Regions from separate parts of the Mus musculus genome. Here region 2 is linked to region 1. Evidence: chromatin loops called from intact Hi-C (ENCODE). Cell type or tissue: heart. All regions are shown on one strand.

Region 1 (8,000 bases):
TGAGCTGCATCGCCGGAACAACTCTCATAAACGGGGTGTGGTGAACTAGCCTCTCACCCACCACTGCACTGGGAGGTGGAGGCAGAGCAGTTAAGAGATGACTGAGAAGATCTATAAAGAGCACTTGCTGCTCTTCCAGAGTTGCTGAGTTCAATTCCCAGCAACCACATAGTGGCTCACAACCATCAACAAGGGTATCTGCTGCCCTCTTCTGTCGTGCAGGAGATAGAACACTCATATATATAATACATCTTTTTTCTTTTCTTTTCTTTTCTTTTCTTTTCTTTTCTTTTCTTTTCTTTTCTCTTCTCTTCTCTTCTCTTCTCTTCTCTTCTCTCCTCTTCTCTTCTCTTCTTTTCTTTCTTTCTTTTTTTTAAAAGAGGGACCTCATGTCCATGTCTAAGGTGGAGAGAGATGGAGATGCAGGACTTCAAGCTCAGACCTCCATACACATTGGACACATATACTTTCATAAACAAAGAAAAGGGCCAGAGGAATGGCTCAGTTGGTGAGGAGTTTGCCTTCAAAGACAAGAATCCTATTTTAGTTCTGGTGCCCACACACAAGTGTCAGGCCTAGGGTGGTGGCATGCCCTGGTGCCAGCCCTGGGGTGGTGGCCCCTGGAATTCAGGAACTGGAAAAGCACAGACAGGAGCCAGCCTAGTCTAATTAATGAGTTCCAGGCTAGGAGAAACTGGCTCAAAAGGAGTAGGCAGCAGTCCTGAAGAACACAGCCGAGGCTATCCTCTGGGGATCACAGCCTAGGCTATCCTCTGACTTCCATGCCCTACCCACCCATATATACACCTGCAGGCACACACAAACACAGACATACAGAGTAAATAAACTGTTTAAAGAACAGAAAATAGGCCAGGAGTGATGGCACACGCCTTTAATCCCAGCACTCTGGAGACAGGCAGGCTGATCTCTGTGAGTTCAAGGTCAGCCTAGTCTACAGAGCAAGCTCCAAGATTACCAGGGCTACACAGAGACTCTGTCTTGAAAAAAAAGTGTGTGTGTGTGTGTGTGTGTGTGTGTGTAGATGGCTCAGAAGTTAAGAGCACTGACTGCTCTTCCAGAGGTCCTCAGTTCAATTCCCAGAAACCACATGGTGGCTCACAACCATCTGTAATGGGATCTGATGCCCTCTTCTGGGGTGTCTGAAGACAGCTATAGTGTACTCACATATATAAAGTAAATAATTCTTTAAAAAACAAAACAAAATAAACAAACAAAAAACTAATGCCGGGCAGTGGTGGCACACACCTTTAATCCCAGCACTTGGGAAGCAGAGGCAGGCAGATTTCTGAGTTCAAAGCCAGCCTGGTCTACAGAGTGAGTTCCAGGACAGCCAGGGCTACACGGAGAAACCCTGTCTTGAGAAACAACAACAACAACAACAACAACAACAACAACAACAACAAAAACCCCAAAACAAAGAGCAAAACAAACAAACAAATAAACATACTAAAAATCCACCCTGAAATACCCTGAGCAAAGGTGCTGGGAGTGGAAGCAATATTTCATCCTGCAGGTGTAGCGCATCACCAAGAGAATTCAGGCCTGGAACCTGAAGGCAGGCAGGACCTTGGGCATAGGCAATGGAGGAGGACTGCAGAATGGCTTGCCCCCGTGGCCAGTTCACTCTACTGGACCTCGGCCAAGAAAATGGCCCAGGGATCAGTCTGGTTAGGGCCTTTACCCAGTCGATGCTCTATCTTCCAAGATGATTCTAGCTGTCTCAAGTTGATGTAACCTACTCAGAACAAAACCAACCAAGGCTACAGAGATGCTTTCGGCAGAGCTGCTGCTGGCATGCTGGAGTCTGATCAATGGCAATGCTGGCATGCTGAGACCCTGGCAATGGATAGGAGAGAACCAACTTCTGGGAAATGCCCACTGACCTCCACACGCACACAAGCAAGCATGCACACCATAAATAAATAAATAAATAAATGTAATGAAGAGTTGTTTTAAAGTATTTGTTTGCCAGGTGTGGTGGTGAACGCCTTTAATCCCAGCACTCGGGAGGCAGAGGCAGGCAGATTTCTGAGTTCGAGGCCAACTTGGTCTACAAAGTAAGTTCCAGGACAGCCAGGGCTATACTGTCCTGGAACTCACTACATAAATCAGGCTGGCCCTGAATTTACAGAGATCTGCTTCGGAGTGCTGGGATTAATGGCATGCAACACTCACTACACCTGATTTTTCTTTAATTTTTTTTTTAAATAATCAAATCCCAGAGAGCTAGGGACATGGCTCAGGTGGTAAAGTGGCCACCATGCAGGCTTGAGGGCCAGAGTTTTGATCTTCAGAACCCACAACAGGCCCAGAAATAGTGGCGCACACTTTTAATCGATCTCAGAGTTAAGGAGGCAGAGACAGGAGGATTCCTGGAATCCCTGGGGCCAGCCAGCCAGCCAAGTCTGACCCACGAGTTCAAGAGCTAGATGTGATGTGAGGAACCAGATCCAAGGTTGAACTCTGACCTTCACACATGGACACTTGTACACGTATGCACAGCAAATCTTGGGCTGTCGCTGAGAATCCTTAGGAAACAGGAATTAGCAAGTTCCTTGAGGGTGGGAGGGATGGATGCTTTCAGTGGCCAGACCAAAGGAATTTCAGCACCAAGGAGAGCTCCAGACGCTCTCTGTGGGAGGCTTCCTTCATTCTCACCCGCCCTCTTAAAGGGGCTCCTGGGCCAGGGAAACACCAGAGGACCTCAGGGGTTTTTTTTCTCCAGGGGCGAGAGGCATCAGGGACTTTTTAAATGGGAAGATGGTTACATTCAACCTGCTTTTTATTTTCTCTTTTCGATTTATTCATTTTATGTGCATGTGTGTTCTATCTGCATGTACATCTGTGTGTGTCTGGGGCCCATGGTGGTCAGAAGGACTTGGATCCCCTGGATCTGGAGTTATATATGGTTGTGAACCACCATGTGGGTACTGGGAATTGAATCTCTGTCCTCTGGAAAAGCTTCAAATGTTCGTAACTGCTGAGACATCTCTTCAGAGTGAGCCCTCCTCTAGGAATTCCTTTGTTTTTCTTGCTTTGAGACAGGGGCTCACTATGCTGCTCTGGCTGACCTGAAACTTGCTGAGTACCTCCCACCCACAGAGAAGCTCCTGTGAGGCCGTGGCTCCTGTGGCCCCTGCTAGCCAGTGTATCTCATCAGCTTGCACACCCCCTCACTCCCTCATTGCTCCTTCACAGGCTGAGCTGGTTTTGTTTGTTTTCTGCTTGAACTTGAACCCAGGACCTTGTCCATCCTGGACAAGCTTGAGTCTGAGTTTTGTCACCATTCCTGAGCCTCTCTGAACTCTTTGTTCCCATGTCTGCCTGCCTGCTTTTCTCAGAACTTTCTTCTTTCTCTAAATGTCTCCTTGATCTTTGCTCATTGCTAAAGTTGGAATACAGTAGATTATTAGTATGTTGTTGAGTGGGTGGATGGGTGGGTGGATGAGTGGGTGGTGAACGGGTGGGTGGTAGGGTGGGTGGATGGATAGATTGGGTACATAGATTTTATTTATTTATTTATTTAGTTTTTTTTGGGGGGGGGTCGAGACAGGGTTTCTTTGTGAAGCCCTGGCTATCCTGGAACTCACTTTGTAGACCAGGCTGGCCTCGAACTCAGAAACCCACCTGCCTCTGCCTCCTGAGTGCTGGGATTAAAGGCGTGTGCCACCACACCTGGCAGGGTACATAGATTTTTGATGGGGAGGTGGAAGGACTGCTTATGGATAAGTGAAGGTATTCCGTGTGATTAATAACACAGTCTTGAATCTCTGACCAGGTCCACCAGCTCAGGCTGCTGCACCTCTGTGCCTGGTAAGCACTGCCCTCTGCTGGCCACACTGAGGAATGTGCTATTTCCTGAAGTCCCAGTGCTGTGAGATTGGTCTGTTAAAAGCTCTTCTGCCTTCAAGTAACCCCAATGGCTTTGTTTGTTGTTTTGGTGTGTCAGGTAGCCCAGGCTGGCCTGAACTATTCCCCTGCCTCTTCATCGAGAACTGTTTAGAAACAGTTCTTTGGAGGCATGTCCAATCTTGTTAGAATATCAGTAGTCCAGTCCCTTATCGAAACACCAAATGTGAATCAGCAGCTGCAGCCCAGTCTTCTCGACCAGCATTACACAAGAACCAGCAAGGCCAGTTCAATCCAGAAGAAACTGTAAGGCTCCCCAACCGGCATGAGGCCACAGAAGCTGCAAGAAGCTGCAGGAACCGCATAAGAAATTCTTTGGCAGCCAGGCGTGGTGGTGCACGCCTTTAATTCCAGCACTTGGGAGGCAGAGGCAGGCAGATCTCTGAGTTCGAGGCCACCTGGTTTACAGAGTGAGTTCCAGGACAGCCAGAGCTATACAGAGAAACCCTGTCTCAAAAAACAAAAACAAAAACAAAAAACAAGGAAGAAAGAAAGAAAGAAAGAGAGAAAGAAAGAAAGAAAGAAAGAAAGAAAGAAAGAAAGAAATTAATTCTTTGGCAAGTTTCTCCTTGGTATCATCACAAGCAGGGCTCAACAACTCAATGTAAGGTGAACCAAGACATGTGTGTCATTAGCCAAGGATAGCAAGGCAGAGCAAAGCAAATCAATGCTTGAGCCCCACTGGCTGTGGGGTCATATTTATACTCCTTTATCATCCATTCTTTCATGTGTCTGCTATAGCAAAACATCCCCTCACCTGTGAGCCCCAGCAAACCATCATTTGACATAACTAACTTTCCACAGAAACCAGAAGTTTCTGCTTCCTTTGGGTGGAACCCAAGACTACTGACTGCTGGGCATACCCTCTGCATTCCACAGTGTGTCTCTATGTAGCTGAGGCTGACCTAAGTTATTATGTACCAGGCTGGCCTCAAATCCACTGAGACCCCTTGCCTCTGCCTCCCAGGGCAGATGACAGGCCCGGGTCATCATACCTGACTTAATTTAGTCTCATGTAGTTCAGGCTGGCCTTAAATTCACCTTGCAGCCCAAATAAAACCCAAGCTTCCGATCCTCCTGTCTGCATCTCTTCAGTGTGGATGGCAGGTTAACGTTTTCACCTGGCCTTTCTTATTTTGTCTGTTGTGTGTTGCAGTCTCTGATCTTCTTGCCTTGGCCTCCTGAGCCACCACACCCCCATGCTCACCTGACTGAGACACTGTCTCTTTGTTGAGCACTGTGCCCTGAAACTCAGTATGTCAATCAGGCTGGGACCTCAGTGGTCCTTTGCCTAGCTAAAATGTATAAAATACTACTTAAAATTTTTACCTTTTATTTATTTGTTTATTTATTTAATTTTCTGTGTGTAGGTGTTTTGCCGGCACGTATATCCACATCTCCGTGTTCTCCTGTTGGCTGTGGAAGCCAGAAGAGGGCTTGGATCCCCTGGAATTGCAGTCACACAGTTGTGAACCTCCACTGGGATCTGGAAATTGACTCTGGATCCTCGTGCCAAGTGCCATCAAGCACAGGGATTTTATGTGCACTATGGTGTGTAATTCCTCACGGAGGCCAGCAAAGGGAGTTTAATTTCCTGGAACTGGCGTTAATATGAGGCTGTGAGTCTACTGCTCTGGCTGGCATTGGTGATCAAACTTCACTCTTCTGCAAAAGCTGTCCTGTTTTTTTTTTTTAAAGGTTTATTTATTTATTATATGTAAGTACACTGTAGCTGTCTTCAGACATTCCAGAAGAAGGCGCCAGATCTCATTACAGATGGTTGTGAGCCACCATGTGGTTGTTGGGATTTGAACTCAGGTCCTTCAGAAGAGCAGTCAGTGCTCTTAACTGCTGAGCCATCTCTCCAGCCCCCTGTCCTGGTTCTTATAACCATTGTGGAGTTACTCCAGCCCCTATTGGTACTTATTTATTTATTTATTTATTTATTTATTTATTTATTTATTCAAGACAGGGTTTCTCTGTATAGCCCTGGCGGTCCTGGAACTCACTTTGTAGACCAGGCTGGCCTCGAACTCAGAAATCTGCCTGCCTCTGCCTCCCAAGTGCTGGGATTAAAGGCATGTACCATTACCGCCTGGCTGGTATTTACTTTTTAGATTTATTTATTATTTTATGTATGTGAGTACACTGTCCCTGTCTTCAGAAACACCAGAAGAGGGCATCAGATCCCACTACAGATGGTTGTGAGCCACCATGTGGTTGCTGGGAATTGAACTCAGGACCTCTGGAAGAGTAGATCTTAACTGCTGGGCCATCTCTCCAGCCCCTATTGATATTCATTCTTGTTATTTTTCATTTTCATGGCTGTTTAGGTGTACAGATATCTTGCCTGTGTATGTCTGTGGTGATTTGGATGAGAATGGCCCTCATATATGCCTATGTTTGAGTACCTGGCCCCTGCTTTCTGGGATTATTTGGGAAGGATTAGGAAGTGTAGCCTTGTTGGAGGAGGTCTGTCACACAGAGGAAGGGCTTTGAGGGTTCTCACAGCCTGCTGTGGTGGCGCACACCTTTAATCCCACTCAGGAGGCAGAGGCAGGTGGATCTCTGTGAATTTGAGGTCAGCGTGATCTACATAGTAAGTTCCAAGACAGCCAGGACTAAGCGACCTAGAGAGACCCTGTCTCAAAACAACAACAATGTCAACAACAACAACAACAACAAAACAAAGACTCTCACCATTCTGGTCTTTCTCTCTCTCTCTCTCTCTCTCTCTCTCTCTCTCTCTCTCTCTCTCTCTCTCCCCCCTTCTTGTTTGTAGCTCAGACATGAGCTCTCAGCTGTCCCTGTCCCTGTGCTGTGCTCTGCTTTCATGGACTCGAGCCTTCTGAAAAAACGGTTTCTTCTATAAGGTGCTTTAGTCATGGTGTTTGTCACAGAATTAAAAGCGTAATGAAGGTGATGTCCCCCGCCCCATGCATGCTTGCACCTGATGCCTGTAATGGTTTGAATGTGCTTGGCCCATGGGAAGTGGCACTGTTGGGAGGTGTGGCCCTGCTGGACTAGGCGTGACCTGGTAGGAAGTGTGTCACTCTGGGGGCGGGCTTTGAGGTCCTCTGCTCAAGCTCCACCCAGTGCAAAGAGAGCCTTTTCCTGGCTGCTTTGGGATCAAGATGTATGTAGTAAGTACTCTCAGCTCCTTCTCCAACACTGTCTGCCTGGATGCTGCCATGCTTCCCACCATGATGATAATGATCTAAACTGTAAACCAGCCCCTGTTAAATGTTGTCCTTATAAGAGTTGCCTTGGCCATGGTGTCTGTTCATAGAAATAAAAGACTAACTAAGATACTGCCTGAGGCAGCTGGCTAGGAATTCCCTGGAACTGGGTAGCATTACAGATGTTTTTGAGTGACCATGTGGGTGCTTGCAAATGAACCCAGGTTCTCTAGAAGAGCTTTAAAACTTAGTGTTCCTGCTGAATGTCCAGAAAGGGAAGTTCAGCCGGGTGTGGTGGCACATGCCTTTAATCCCAGCACTTGGGAGGCAGAGGCAGGCAGATTTCTGAGTTCGAGGCCAGCCTGGTCTACCAAGTGAGTTCCAGGACAGCCAGGGCTACACAGAGAAACCCTGACTCAAAAAACCAAAACCAACCAAACAAACAAAAGAAACAGGTAATCTATCTTCCATATTATTTTTGAAGTGCTGTTCAGCTAAACTGGCTAATTACCTATTCTCTACTCTTATACTCATAGTATAATTATTTAAACATGGGACCACATTCTTGGATCACATGATCCAGGGACTCGGACCTAACCTAAAATGAATGTCTTCTTTGATCATTAATTAGTCCCAAGCCAGGGGACTGGTGAGATGGCTCAGTGGGTAAGAGCACCCGACTGGTCTTCAGAAGGTCCGGAGTTCAAATCCCAGCAACCACATGGTGGCTCACAACCACCCATAATGAGATCTTATGCCCTCTTCTGGTACGTCTGAAGACAGCTACAGTGTACTTACATGTAATAAATAAGTAAATAAATAAATAAATAAAAGTGTTTGTGCACCAAAAAAAAAAAAATTAGTCCCAAGCCTATTTTGTCTTTCAAGTAC
Region 2 (8,000 bases), 51 kb before region 1:
AGACCTGTGACTAGCCTCTGCACCCATCCCTCCCCAGAAATTCCTCTGCAGTTTAGAGCAGCATTCACTGCAAAAGTCTGTAGTGCTGAGTCCACCAGTGGGAATAGGCAGCTGTCCGGAGGAGCTTCCAACAGAGGCCTGGAACCTAGAACACTGCTCATCACCACCCCACTGTCAACCCGGCCAGACCTGTTCCATCCATGCCTGATCAGTCTGGTCCTCCAGCAAGAGGGGTGGGAAAGGAGGGGTGGGAACTCCCAGTGTCCTTGCCCCTCCAGAAAAAGGGACAATAGCCACACCCCCTCCCTTTAGCCCCAAAATGCAGAAGTGACTCTGCTGATGGCTGGTATCCATTACTATTTGTAAGGTCATTCCCAGAGCACACAGTCAAAGCAAAAGGATAAAGGATAGCTGGTGTCCAGCCAACCTGTGCGGTTATGTTAGAGGACAGCCTGGGACACAGGCAGGAGCATCAGGAGTACACGGGGCCAGCCAGCCCTCCACAGTGAGACCCTGCCTCAAGGGCTGACCTAGATAAAGCTCACTGCTTACCTGGCATGCTAAGCCCTAGGCTGAGCTCTGATCCCCAGAATTGAGAAAAAAAAGAAGTCAATGAGACCAGACCAATACTGAGTGAGTGGGCTGGCTCTGGGTGGCAGGTCCAAGGCCTACCAATGTCACCTCACTCGAGTATAACAGTGGAGAAAAAGCAGGGGCAGATACCTCATTGTTATGCAGAGTCAGGCAGAGTTTGCACTCATAGGATCCCAAGTGGTTCTTCATAAAATACGGGTCCTGGGAGTGAATAAATGTACCGTTAGACTGCATGAACCAAGGACTGAGGCATGTGAGAGCTCTGTGGATGTGGGAACTGGCACCCCCTCCCCCCGACCTTGTTGATGTCAATGGTTTCCAGGGCCAATTGGCGCAGACGCTCTCTCCGATCCCGGTTGCTCTCAGAGGAGGAGGCTACGCCCCCACTCCCAGTCTTGCCTCCAGGTCTGTGCTGAAAGTCCATGATGCAGGCCTGGGTGCTTCAGGGGACAGGAAGAAACCTGGGGGAGTAAGGACAGCTAAGGCTCAGAACACTGTACATGATGCTAGGACGAGGTAGCCCAGCAGGCAGGTCATTCCCTTCGCTGAACTCCTGATCCTCCTAAGAGCTGTGACCACAGTTGAGCCACCTCTCCCCGGTGTTGTTGTTAATTTTTCTCATTATTATTATTATTATTAAGAGAGGATTCTCTATGTAGTCATGGTTACTCTCTACATAGATCAGGCTGGCCTGTGTGCCTGCCTTTGCAGGCATTAAAGGACACGCCCTCCTCCACCTGACACATGGCATATGGAGTGCTTGGTACCAAGGGTCCCATCTTTGAGGCTCAACCAAAGCCTATAGGCAGTGTCATCTGATGACAGAACACTTTAGACTACTCAGTGTCAGCCCCAGCCCTTGGTTTAAACCTATAGGTAAATTCAGAGACAGTACTCAGGAAACAAGTGGAGGCAGTCCTTGTTAATATTGCTGGAGCCTCCTGCAAATTTGACTTAAGAACCTTGAGGGCCAGGTACCTAGTTACCTCAGTGTCACCACAGAGTGTGTCTGGGACAGACAGGACACTGATACCACTGGCTGTCAAAGAGAAAGAGGCTAGAATGCAAAGGATACAAGATGCTCTAGATGCCGAGAGAATGGCTGAAAGATGTATATGGAAGTGGTGGGGCAGAACCAGCTTGTCGGATGTTTCATACTCAGCCACTTAAGGACTGAAAAGAGCATTGTCTACATCTTTGAAAGCTACTAAGAGACACATTCCCAGAGATGAAGTTGGCCAGATGCAAGAGCAGAGTCTAAGGGTGGCAGCATGGGCTTCTCAGAGCAAGAGGGCACCCGCAACAGCAGGATGGAAAACCACTTCAACCGCTGGCAAAGACAACTTTCAAGAACATAGGACTCTATACCTGGCCTCTGCAGGGAGCCTGGGTATCCAGCCACAGATGTGAGGGTGCACCTCAAGGGTGGAACACTTGTCCATCATGCATAAGGTCCCCTAGGGGTACATGTTTGAGGTTGAATGTGTATGGGTACCCACTGCAAAAATGCAGTTAGTTCATGAGCTTTGGAGGGAAAACAAACACTAGGACAAAACTGGCCTGGGCAGGCTGGAGAAGTGGCTCAGCGGTTAAGAGCACTGACTGCTCCTCCAGAGGTCCTGAGTTCAAATCCCAGCAATGATGTGGTGGTTCACAAACATCTGTAATGGAACCCGATGCCCTCTTCTGGTGTGTATCTAAAGACAGCTACAGTGTACTCATTATAAATAAATAAATCTTAGAAAAGCAAAACAAAACTGGGGCCTGGGTGAGCACACTGCTTGCTCTGTGGATGGGGCACCAAGCTCTGCAAACGCCCACCAACAGTTCCCAACCCCAGGAAACACAGAAAACGTAGGGCGTGGTGGTGTACACTTCTCATCCCATTTCTTTATCCAAGGTAGGAAGATGGTTAGGTTAGTGTTAGAGACCAAACCGGGCTGTGCAGTGAGATCCTATCTCAGATAAAAGAAAAAAGGGTGGCGGTAGGCTCCAGGGACTCTGATATCCCTTTCTGGACCCTATGGGTACCCCACTCACACACAAAGCTCCACACAGACACATTAAAACAAAATCTTTAAAAACGCGGGGAAGGGCATTTATCTGCTTGCTGACTACTGCTGCAACACGACCACCACGGCAGACCGCACCTTCATACCATCAGCCAAAATAAACCCTCGATTCCTTAAAACCAATCAAAACAGCCAAGTGTGGTGGCTCATGCTGTAAGTCCCACTATGCGAGAGAAGGCAGAGGCATGGCAATGTCTGTGAACTGGAAATCGGCCAAGTTTCCACACCGAGTTGCAGGTCAGCCCCAGTTAAGCAGTGAGACCCTGTCTGAAATAAATGAAAAGTTGTGCCGATGACTGGAGGGGCTCACACGTGAAACTTGGGACAGGAGGCCAGGACGCAGGGACGGGAGATGCGCAACCTCACGGACTACCGTAAGATTACCGATGAACGATCAATAAGGACAGAGACGTGGTATATGTTAAGGTAATGGTCTGGGAGGAGGCCTGGTCCCAGGACAAATCCCTTTTATGTGCAGATACCGTTATCTTTCAATCCCAGCAAGGGACCTGCTCCGGTGGACAGGAGCAGTGGTCGCCAGGGCCCCGATTAACGAAGGTGGAAACGGAAACAACCAAGGAGGTCAAAATACACGCCGAGACGCCACTCGGACACCCCGAACCACCCTGGAGGCCACAGAAGCGCCACCCAAGCCAGCAATCACGCGGCGACCCAACGGGCCTCGCGAGAGCGCGCTCTCCCGGCGGGCGCGCGCCGATCCTGAGGCAAGAGGGCGGCCGCTGCCTCTCCCCGTCCCGCCCCCGGGCTTTCGCTCCCACCTTCAAGCCTCCCCGACGGAGCAGCCGCCACCGACAAACTGTGCAGCTCCTCACCAACGCTAAGGCCTCGCTATCCGGGTTTAATCTCCGCCAAGGCCGCGGTTTCGCCGCGCGCGTGCGCACGACCGACGAAGCGATCCCTTCCGGGAGCAAAGGCGTCGGCGTTTCGTGTGTGCGCAGGCCCAGCGGATGGACTTCCGTCTTCGGTAGGCGGGAGAGAAAGGAGCGTCGGGGCGCAGAGTGCGCGTGCTCACTGCAGCGACCGCACAGTTTCGCTCCGCCCTAAGTCTAGCGGCGCCGGCTATCGTGACAAGAGGAAAGCGTTAGGGTTCACCGGCCCAGGAAGGCGCTTCGCTCATCGTGGAGTGCTCTGAGTCTAACTTACACCTCACGCTTAGTATGTCTGGCGGTTATTTAAGGACGGGCCATCTCCTTCCCGTCTGACTCTGTTCAACCGCGCAGACCCATAAATTAGGGCCGCGCAACCAGCCCAACAACGCGCAGGCGCAGTAACCGGGTTGGGACTTCCGAGATCGCTCTCTGAGACTTTTGTGGCGCTGGCTGCGGCTTCGGGGAGGACGGCGGCCGAGAGGCAGGGCGCGTGTTGGTTCGCGCGGATCCGTGCGGCGGGATGCGGTACAACGAGAAAGAGTTGCAGGCGCTGTCCCGACAGCCGGCAGAGATGGCGGCCGAGCTGGGCATGCGGGGCCCCAAGAAGGGCAGCGGTGAGCCAGTCGGGGCTGCGGCTGGGGCACTTGGGCGGGCCGGCGCGGTTCCTGGGTGGGCGAATGAGAACAGTTCCGCGCTGACACCGCCCTGTGCCTACAGTGGCCAAGCGGCGACTGGTGAAGCTGGTGGTCAACTTCCTCTTTTACTTCCGCCCGGACGAGGCCGAGGTAGGGGCGTGGGGGGCGCGGGGGACCCGCGCGGCCCGGAGGCCGGCGCTCATGGCCGTGTCTCGCGCAGCCCCTCGGAGCCCTGTTGCTGGAGCGCTGCAGAGTGGCCCAGGAAGAACCGGGCGGCTTCTCCATCAGTAAGTTTCCATCCCGGACTCTGCTCCGCACACCCGATCCTTTTTACTCCCTTAGGAGCCTACGTTTGTCCTGGATCCCGCGTCCGCTGGTGGCCCAGGACTGGCCCAGCTATCACTCAGAGTGCCCACTGGGTCTGGTTCTCGCTTAGTTTCTTCTCCGACCCCTCTGCCCGTTCCCAACTGAGAGAGGTGCAGTCTGCGAACGTGGGGTGTATAGCAGGAACAGTCTCTGCCGCCCTCTCTGCCACGGGTAGGGTACGGGCAGGCTTTAAGGCCTGTCTCAGCCTTCTTCCCTAACGAGAACTTTACAGTATCTTGTAGAGATTTGGGCATCATGTCTACCTATATTATCCAGTGGGGTTCTTTATCTGTACCCCTCTTTTCTCCTTCTTGCACGAGTGCACACGTGTTTTGGGGTGTGAGTATGCCAGTAAGGCCAGAGGGAAACTTGAGTAGTTGGTTCTCATCTTCCACTATGTAGGTCTCCAGCATAAAACGCTGGTCATTGGGCTTGGCAGTAGGGTCCCACCTGGGGCTTACTTTTAAGTTATACTGACTGGCCAGCAAGCCCTACGAACCCTTCTGTCTCTTTCATGAGTCTTTCTTGAACACTGACATTACAGGTGTATTCGTTCTGCTCTCCGACACGGATGCTGGGGCTTCATCACCCATGTTCTATTGCCATTCAGTTTAGGGTCTAACCTAATGACCTTCTATTAGCCACTTCCATTCCCAATAACCCAACTTCCCAGTGAGTCCCCTATTTGTGGGTTCAGGGGTCAGGATTCTGGAGGACAAAGCCAGCATGAGACAGGCAGAAGATGACTTGGTGTTAGAATAAGAGGTGTAGTTTGAAATCCTGGTGAGAGGAAGCTGGGACTTGTGGCCAACAGGATGTAGACCAACTGGACACTGACCAGAGGTGGCTCTTATCCTTTATCCCTTTCCAGGCTTCGTCGAAGACCTCAGCAGGAAATATCACTTTGAATGCTGTAGCCAAGAGCAGTGTCAGGACTGGATGGAAGCTCTGCAGCGGGCCAGGTGGGGCTTTAGGGACTGATGGGAGCTGGGTGGAAACATGGGGGAATGTGAACAGTGAGCCCAATCCTTTCCTCCAGCTACGAATACATGCGACAGAGCCTCATCTTCTACAGGAATGAGATCAGGAAGATGACTGGCAAGGTATGTGGGGCGGTCAGGGATGGGACAGCTTTCCCTGGCCTTGCTCACAGCCACCGTGCCCTCCACAGGACCCCCTGGAGCAGTTTGGCATCTCCGAGGAGGCCAGGTTCCAGCTGAATAGCCTGCCTAAGGATGGGCGGACTACTTGTATTGGCTCCCAGTTAAATGTGTTGGACTGACCCTCTCTGGGCCCCTGGCTACCCTGGGAAGTTTTTTTTTTTTTAATATAGGTTTTAATACATCTGTTCAAAAGGTCCAGAGGAGGTGGGCAGGGTCTGTGGTCCTCGTTCTCCATGCCATCTCCCTGCCAGCACCCCTTGAGTGTCCACATCCAGGGACCGAGCCTGGCACAGCTCCCCTATCCATTGCCAGATGAATGTATAATGCTAGATGAAGCTGTGAACCCCCCCCCCCCCTCCTGCTGATAGAGCAGGGCATGGGTGCTGGCCTCAGTGCTCAGCCTGCTCTTTAATAAAGGTACCTCTTTTCTGAGCCATGTCGGAATGAGTGGAGAAGAGGAGGGTGGGACACAGGCTGTGGGCACTTGGGAGGCAGGGGGAAGAGGAGGGTGGGACACAGGCAGTTCCAGAGCATCTGGGACAGAGAACAAAACAGGCAAGCTGGGCTGGTGGCACACACAGTATAGGTGTAGGCAGGACTTGGGGGGACAAGCCTCTGGCTCGCAGTGTGCCTGAACCCTGGTTGGACACCCTCACTGTGGAGATGTGGATCCATCCTTGGGTTTTGGGGAGTGGTACTCATATAAGTGGGAGTTGTAGGTAACCCTGATGGGGAAAGGTGTGTTCTGCCCAAGTTGTAAGGGACACCTAAATCCTGGCTTTCTAAACAGGCTGTGTGCACTTGGGAGGCAGCGGGAAGAGGAGGGTAGGACACAGGCAGTTCCAGAGCATCTGGGACAGAGAACAAAACAGGCAAGCTTTGACACAGCTTTGTGTCAAGGGGCTTTGACTCAGTCAGGATTGGATTCTTAAGTGAGACTGGGTCCTCCCAAAGCGGGAATCCTTCAGAGTCACTGTCAGCCTCACAAGAGACAGATAGGCACTCTGCTCTTCCAGTCCAGGTTGGACAGCAATAAACAGGCAAAGAAAAACTGGCACTGAGAACTGGCTCAAGTGAAAACGGCTTTATTTATTATACTGTGTCTAAAGGCAGCAACAATGTGTGAGATGCCTTGGGGGAACCAAGGGAAGAGAACAATGCACCCTTTAAGTACAGAGGTCATCACAAGACAGAGCGATGCTGCATCAAGTTACAAACAAACAGGCCAGGCTGTCAAAAAAGCTGTGTAGGTTGAGGGTGGGAACTGGGAGGTGTGTCCCGTCTGGGCTAGTGTGGGAGTGGTGGTCCCAGTCTGTAGGGCTTTCTATCAGTTCCTGAGCTCAAAGCCCTGCAGCAACCTTGGATTGGAGTGGCAAGGATGACTGAGGCAGCCTTACCCTGTACTAGGCCCATCAGTCACAGGGTACCTGGGGCCACTATGCACCATGGTCAGTTTACTGTGGGTTCCTGTTTCTTATGGGCTCAGGAAAGGACTTGCAGTTGTACCCAGAGCACCTGTGGCCCACTGGGCCATGAACATGCTGTGTCTGTCCCCTAACACTCAAGTAAGGTGGAGGCAATGGCTGCTGGAGCAGCAGCTGCCAGGATGGCGTGCGGGCGGTGTGTACAGTGTTCACTCGGGGTTTTGTTCCAGGCCTGGGATTTGCTAGCTTTTGTTTCGGCTATCCTGCTCTGCAGCACCTTAGTTAGCTGTGGTGCACAGGAACAGGCCTGCCGAACATGAGCACCATCGCGGGGTGGGAAGGGAGTGGGAGACACCAGCACCGTCTTCACAACTACTTTGGGAAGTAGGTGGGGGTGGGGGTGGGGCAACATGGCCTCTCCCCTCAGCCCACCAACCCACGACTGGAAGTGAGCAACATTGAGGGCAGTCAGGACCATCTCAGAAAAATCAAGTCAGCCCTGACCTCTGTGGTCACTCCCAGTGCACCTATCCCCAGGACCAGGAAGCAACTCCTAGACATAGGCAGGCGATGCCCATAGTGACCAGAGGCCCTGGGCAGCCCAGCACATCTGGGCCACACTCCTGCAGGGTCCCTGGCCAGTGCCATTTTTTTTTTTTTCGTTTTTGTGCATTTGAATAAATAAAAGTATTTTTCCTCCTCACTTTTCTTTCCTTTTCTTTAAAGTTCACTGTGCATTATACAATCTAAAAATAAATGCAGTCAAGTCTATGAAATTTATAAATCTCCATCAAATCTCTATAAAATACTGTCACTGATCATGTGACTCTCTTATACACAGATGCCAGGGGACCCA

The links. A loop is a pair of places that touch in the nucleus more often than their neighbours do. Peaks named below come from ENCODE experiments on the same cell type or tissue, not always from the same donor. Only the 100,000 strongest peaks of a DNase experiment are listed, where the experiment ranks them.
Region 2: it touches region 1 in a loop (2.4-fold over the local background); 13 of 42 quality-filtered maps call a loop at or near these places.

Annotation. Positions count from the first base shown.
Region 1 is chr10:80,743,448-80,751,447 of GRCm38, reverse strand. No RefSeq gene overlaps it. Among named protein-coding and RNA genes, the nearest start is that of Ap3d1, 5.2 kb to the right of the region's middle. In heart, CTCF peaks have their summits at 210 (motif pointing left) and 3,853 (motif pointing left); DNase peaks (open chromatin) are centred at 1,683, 3,817 and 6,967; H3K4me3 peaks cover 239 bases; H3K27ac peaks cover 229 bases.
Region 2 is chr10:80,794,251-80,802,250 of GRCm38, reverse strand. It overlaps Dot1l (DOT1-like, histone H3 methyltransferase (S. cerevisiae)), which reads right to left. Exons shown (of 28, transcript NM_199322.2): 28 at 6,790-8,000. It overlaps Plekhj1 (pleckstrin homology domain containing, family J member 1), which reads left to right and starts at 3,625. Exons shown (of 6, transcript NM_023900.2): 1 at 3,625-4,170; 2 at 4,274-4,341; 3 at 4,412-4,478; 4 at 5,429-5,519; 5 at 5,597-5,660; 6 at 5,729-6,152. The coding sequence starts at 4,077. The coding sequence ends at 5,839. It overlaps Sf3a2 (splicing factor 3a, subunit 2), which reads right to left and starts at 3,516. Exons shown (of 9, transcript NM_013651.4): 1 at 3,446-3,516; 2 at 893-1,055; 3 at 724-795. The coding sequence starts at 1,018. In heart, a CTCF peak has its summit at 4,056; DNase peaks (open chromatin) are centred at 3,660, 3,890, 5,570 and 7,170; H3K4me3 peaks cover 3,906 bases; H3K27ac peaks cover 2,649 bases.